Linked DNA regions of Homo sapiens: region 1 is linked to region 2. Evidence: read pairs that join two places in POLR2A ChIA-PET (ENCODE). Cell type or tissue: Caco-2. All regions are shown on one strand. Links, peaks and the distances in the headings refer to the core of each region. The heading gives the core; the rest is flanking DNA.

Evidence for each region. Peaks named below come from ENCODE experiments on the same cell type or tissue, not always from the same donor. Only the 100,000 strongest peaks of a DNase experiment are listed, where the experiment ranks them.
Region 1: POLR2A ChIA-PET joins it to region 2 with 11 read pairs; 6 of 35 experiments call an interaction of 5 or more read pairs at or near these places.

What each region holds. Positions count from the first base shown.
Region 1 is chr20:21,100,535-21,103,439 of GRCh38, forward strand. All of the region lies in intron 1 of LINC00237 (long intergenic non-protein coding RNA 237), which reads right to left. Among named protein-coding and RNA genes, the nearest start is that of LINC00237, 4.4 kb to the right of the region's middle. RefSeq lists enhancers at 248-1,117, 2,648-2,697. In Caco-2, for the core only: no CTCF peak of the experiment used is centred there; DNase peaks (open chromatin) are centred at 1,287, 1,847 and 2,416; H3K4me3 peaks cover 2,500 bases.
Region 2 is chr20:21,183,515-21,186,419 of GRCh38, forward strand. The region is part of intron 6 of KIZ (kizuna centrosomal protein); the gene reads left to right. Among named protein-coding and RNA genes, the nearest start is that of KIZ-AS1, 33 kb to the right of the region's middle. In Caco-2, for the core only: no CTCF peak of the experiment used is centred there; a DNase peak (open chromatin) is centred at 1,467.

The DNA.
Region 1 (2,905 bases), core at 114-2,613, 83 kb before region 2:
TTTTTTAGGAGTTTTAACCTTTGGTTCCTGCTTTTACAACCGCTAACCCCAAAAACATTTTTTTTTTCTTTTTGTTCTTTGTAAAACCAAACCACTATGCTGTGCGTTCATGTTCAACTCTGTTGAAATCCCGGGTGGGCCGAAATAAGATTTAATTGTCTCCTGCGTGGAGAAGTGACACCCACTTTTTCCCCTGAATTGAGCAAACACCAGGGCTTTGTCTGAGCTTGTGGCTTAAACGCCGGGCGGTTTCTGCACCCAGTTGGTGGGTTGTAAGACAGGAGGTTTCCAAGTCTTTCATCATGTTTCTAACAAGGAAAACCAAATCGGGCCCATAATGTCATCAGCCCCGGCCCGACCTCGCCGGGACCTCGGCAGCCCGATGATGTCGCTAGCGGCCCCGGCGCAGCCACGACGCGCCGCCTTTCAGCTCCTCGCAGTCCCCACAAAAGCCAGACAACAATATCAATTAATCATGCAGCGGGCAAACAAGGAGATTTATCCCGCGACAAACAGCCCCACCGAGAGCCGCTGAATGGGCGTGATTAGCATGTGAAAAGGCGAGCAAAACTCCGCGGTTCAACAGCTAAAGAGCAATTTGATGGGGCTGGGATGGGGAAATTACTTGATTAGCGTCCATCGGAGGAGAACACGGTTACAGCCCCTCGGCCGGGAATCCGACAGGGGAACAAAACGCGCTGGTAAACGCGGCGACGTACAGGGAGCGCGAGCGAGGGAGGGAGCGCCGGCGAGGGAGGGAGCGCGGGGGCCGACATCGAGAGGCAATCGGGGTGGGGGCAGAAATAGGGGCTGACCCGCTAGCCCCCGCCAAACCGCGACCACCCTCACCTAGGGCTCCCGGGCGGACTCAAGACTTCACCCAGCGCTGGAGGTCGACCTTAATTTAGAGCGCTGCCCCGGCTCTGGCCCGGAAAGAGAGTGACAGAGGCGCGTGCGGGGGAAAGGCCCACCCACGCTGTCCCTGGAGTCCCCTCCAGTGTCCCCAGGGACGCAGTCCGCGGCCGCCAGCTCCAGGGGCTCGGGCCCCAGGTTGGAGTAGCCACGCTAGCGGCTAGGCCGTTCCACCGGGTAGCTCCGCCCTTCCTTTTGCTCAGGCAGCTAACTTTGGAGCCGGGCAAGACGTGTTTTCCCGCTCCTTCGAATTTAACCGCCCAGTGCCTGCCTCCTGGAAAAGCTGTCACGATTGGGCTTGGGCTTGGGCTTGGCCTTGGTCAAGAAAGGTTTCCTCGGCTGCGCCACCGTGGGGATGGAGGTGGGAGTTGGAACACAGCCCCCTAGCTGAGTGCAGGGGCCAGAGGCTGGCGGGGGCACGCGGGGGTGGTTGGGGGCGGAGTGCGGCGAGGGGTGAGGGCGCGACCGCCTTGGGGCAGGGGCGGCGATGGAGTAGCTCCGGGCTCTCCACGGACTCGATTGGACAGCCCCAGGCCGGCTTTGGATCCTTGGAGGCGGATACGCAAGGCCAGACCTGGTGGCGTGGCCAGTTGGGCATCGCGGTATCTTCCCCAGGCCTGGAGGGCAGTGCTGAAGGCCCGCGGCCGAGGTTTTGCTTTAAGTATACTTGGGCCTCGCAACTCAGCTGTTTGCGAACAGAGACCTGGCGAATCGCCGAGGAGCGGCGCGGCTCCGCGTCCCCACTTCAAGGCCAAGTGGAGAGTGAGGACACGCTGAGGCCCCCTGCTACCTATCATGCCATCTTAAGCGGGCACCGACTCCTTACCCAGAAAAGATCCTGGAGCTAAAGCCTGCGCCTACACCAGAGAGGGGAATTTAAGTTTCCCACTCTCGACGTGTCTGGAACCTTCCCTCTAGCCGCATACCCACAACCCCCTGCTCCCTGGCTCCTCCCAGTGTCAAGGAAGGAGAAAGACTCCCACCCTGTCCCCAAAGTCTCAGACTAACTCGCTCCAGGTCACAGGACCCACTAAGAGGGCCTTTCCAGCTCATGCCCGGAACAGGGGTGCAGCGGCGACCCTCTGGGATCTGGAGAGAGAGAATTTAACACGGCCTTCCTGAAGTACATTCACGCAAATGTGAGAAAGACTTCAACGCACAGAATCGCCAAAGCCCTTGCCGTCTTAAATAAATCCTGCCCCTTGGCACAGAAGAACGGAGAACCAAGGAGTTAATTCCTATTTTATAAGAAAAAAAAAAAAAAAAAGGAGGGGGAGAGAGGAAGGGAGTGGATGGCCCCCACTGAGCGGAACAATTGTCACTCAGTTGAACAGTGTCAATTAACAAACCGCAGCTCTGGCAGACTTCAAAAGGCTTGATTCTTTTTGAAATGTCTGTGGTGATGGGTGTGCAGCGAACCCCAGCTCGCCGGTGGCCGCTCACCCCGCTCGCCTCTCTCTCCCTCTGGACTCGGTGCTGAAGCCCCAGTGCAGCTCGCTCCTCCTTCTGTCAGCAGCTGGACCCGGAAGCCCTGACTCCCGGCTTGGCGCCTGTGCTGAGAGCGGAGAAGGACGTCGCGACCGGCAGGCCTGGAGGGCGCATTGGTGTGCAGAGTGTAGCGGCTGGTCTGGCCCTGGGAACCCCAGACCCGCGAAGCTGGAGGGCGCACTCCCCGGCCTCAGAGCCCCAAACCGGAGGCGCTGTCCAAACGCGCCAACGCTGCAAGCAATGTGGCAGGGCACACCGAAATGCGTGTCTCGCACACCTGCCCATCTTTCCCTGCTCAACACGAAAGCGCCTTGTGGCTCTAAGCGCTTCCTTGGGGTGGCTGGGGCTGTGCATTTTAATTCCAAAGTCAAGAGGTTGAACCATCTCAAAGTTGGCGGGTGGAGGGGGCGGTGGCAGGGAACTAGATGGCTGGATGCCTTTGCCTGCGGGGTGGCAGGGCTGTCCCTACCAATAGCCACGGCTCGGGGCTGGCTTTGTAGTTATT
Region 2 (2,905 bases), core at 213-2,712:
GGCTTTCACGGATGGCCTTGGAAATCTTCCCATAATGGGAATGCTTTTAATGACCATTTCTTTTTACATATGTGCTAAATATTTTTCAGGCCATGCAAAATATTTTACATTTTATAATCAAAGAATTAGCATGCTTACAATAAAAATAAAACTGATACAGAAACAGTAAATTACAGGATTTTTTTTTGTCCCTTTTAACCCTTTTTAAAGTGTATTTTCTCTTTTTATGCAGTAGGACTCATTCACTGCATATGTCAATGCAGCCCAGTGGTAGACAGTCTTCAGGCTGGCTTTGCCCAAGCCTCAGATGGTACCAGTGGGCTCTGACTTCTCTGTTTCCCTCTGATCTACTCCGTCTGGATCAACTCAGTTCTTAGGCCCTGCAGCTGGAGAATTTTTCCCTGGCATGCTGAATCAGAGGCTGTCATTGGCTCTGACCACATCATATGCCCATCCCCTACACAATCACTGAAGCAAGGGCAGAGTCCATTGGCTTTTACCTGGATCTCATGCTTCACTCAAGCTGTATGGGTTAGGATAGGGGAGTAGTGGTTCGTCAGAATAAAACTGGGTTCTGTTAATGGTTGCCAGGTGGCAGACCCAACACTTTCCTTCTCTGCATCCCTGACATCTTTTTTTTTTTTTTTTTTGAGTCAGAGTCTCGCTGTTGTTGCCCAGGCTAGAGTGCAATGGTGCGATCTCAGATCACTGCAACCTCTGCCTCCTGGGTACAAGTGATTCTCCTGCCTCAGCCTCCCAAGTAGAGCTGGGATTACAGGTGCCCACCACCACACCCAGCTAATTTTTTGTATTTTTAGTAGAGACGGGGTTTCACTGTGTTAGCCAGGCTGGTCTCGAACTCCTGACCTCAGGCGATCCACCTGCTCGGCCTCCCAAAGGGCTGGGATTACAGGCGTGAGCCACCACGCCCGGTCCCCTGACTTCATTACTGCCTGTTGTTGCCCATTTCATTCTTCCTTCTTTAGTTCTATGTGGCATACTTTCCCTTTAATTATCTTTAACTTATAGTTCTCACCTTTGAAGAATAGCAGTTGAGCTTCTAGTGACAGACTTTTGGAAAAACCAAGTTTGTTTTAAGGTGGGATTTGACAAAGAACCTTCAAGCTTGATAACTGAGTGGGAAAGCTTCCCTTCAGTGAGGGAAAAGTGTCTGCAGGTAGGCCAGGTGAATGAGACACCCTAAAACTTGAAAGTTAAGCAGGAAATAAGACTTTAATGTTTCCTGGGGCCTCGTGTCGTGGCATGCCTTTTATCCCAGCACTTTGGGAGGCCGAGGTGGGAGGATTACTTGAGGCCAGGAGATTGAGACCAGCCTGAGCAACATAGCAAGACCTTGGCTCTATAAAAATAAAAATAAGTTAGTCAGGCATGATGGTACACACCTGTAATCCTAGCTACTCAGGAAACTGAGGTGGGAGGCTTGCTTGAGCCCAGGAGTTGGGAAATACAGTGAGCTATGATTGCATCACTGCATTCCAGCCCAGGCAACAGAGCAAGACCCTGTCTCAAGGAAAGGAAAAAAATAATTGTGTGTGTGTGTGTCTGTGTGTACGTGTGTGTATGCACGTGCACGTGCTTTCTGTACTTTTATACTGAATCTATTTTGAATTTGGGTTGGAAGCTTTAGAATATTACCTTAACCTACAAGAGAGATGTGAGGAATAGTTCTGAGTCCCCTATCTTTTATGGCTTTCAACTATTTTTCTCACTTTTTTTCTGACGGTTTTCCTTTGTCAGTGTAAATTCATTTTGATTTGCTTGTTATTTTGATGGACTGGAAATGTGTTTTTAAATCTGAAAACAGTACTAGTTTCAAATTTGTTTTCTTTACTGTAGTGATTCTCAGATATATTTTAGTAAAATTATTCTACCTTTTTTTTTTTTTTTTTTTTGAGACGGATTCTCACTCTGTCACCCAGGCTGGAATGCAGTGGCATGATCGCGGCTCACTGTAACCTCTGCCTCCTGGGTTCAAGCGATTCTCCTGCCTCAGCCTCCCGAGTAGCTGGGATTACAGGCAGCCACCACCACACCCGGCTAATTTTTGTACTTTTAGTAGAGACAGGGTTTTACCATTGTTGCCCAACAGGGTCTCGAACTCCTGGCCTCAAGTGATCCACCCACCTTAGCCTCCCAAAGTGCTGGGATTACAAGCGTGAGCCACCACGCCCAACCCTACTTTTTTTTTTTTTTTTAAACAGAGTCTTGCTCTGTTGCCCAGGCTGGAGTGCAGTGACGCCATCCTGGCTCACCACAGCCTCAACCTCCCAGGTTCAAGCAGTTCTCCTGCCTCAGCCTCCCGAGTAACTGGGACTACAGACGTGTGCCACCATGCCCTGCTGGAATTATTCTACATTCTAAGTTCATAGGAAAATTAATCTTTGAATTTTGAGAACCGTCTCAAAATTGGTTTACTAAAACTTGGGCACCTGCTATATAGTTTGCCTACTAGAAGATAATAAAATGAATGAGAGTACCAAATGAAAAATAATGGAAAGTATGGAAGTTGCTGATCTCGACAGATTCTTAAATCATGGACGTATGTGTTAATGGTTTGATTTTTATATTGTGTACATATATTTATTGTTTACTAGTAAAAAATGTTCTAATTTATGTGATAAATGGAATATATCAATACTTCATGGCAAAAATTTTTGTGAATTTCAGGTGTTCTGCCACCTTAAACGTTGAAAAGCACTGCTTTCCAGGATAGCCAAATCCCTAAAAGAATTTCTGGTCATGAGACTGATTATCCTTACTGATCAGCTGTGTCACACATCACATGGACATATGATGTCCATGTGATGGACTGGACTGGGCATGGTTGTTTTAGGAGCATGACTGGCATCTGTAATCATGAGTACACTTGGAATCCGTTTCTTCC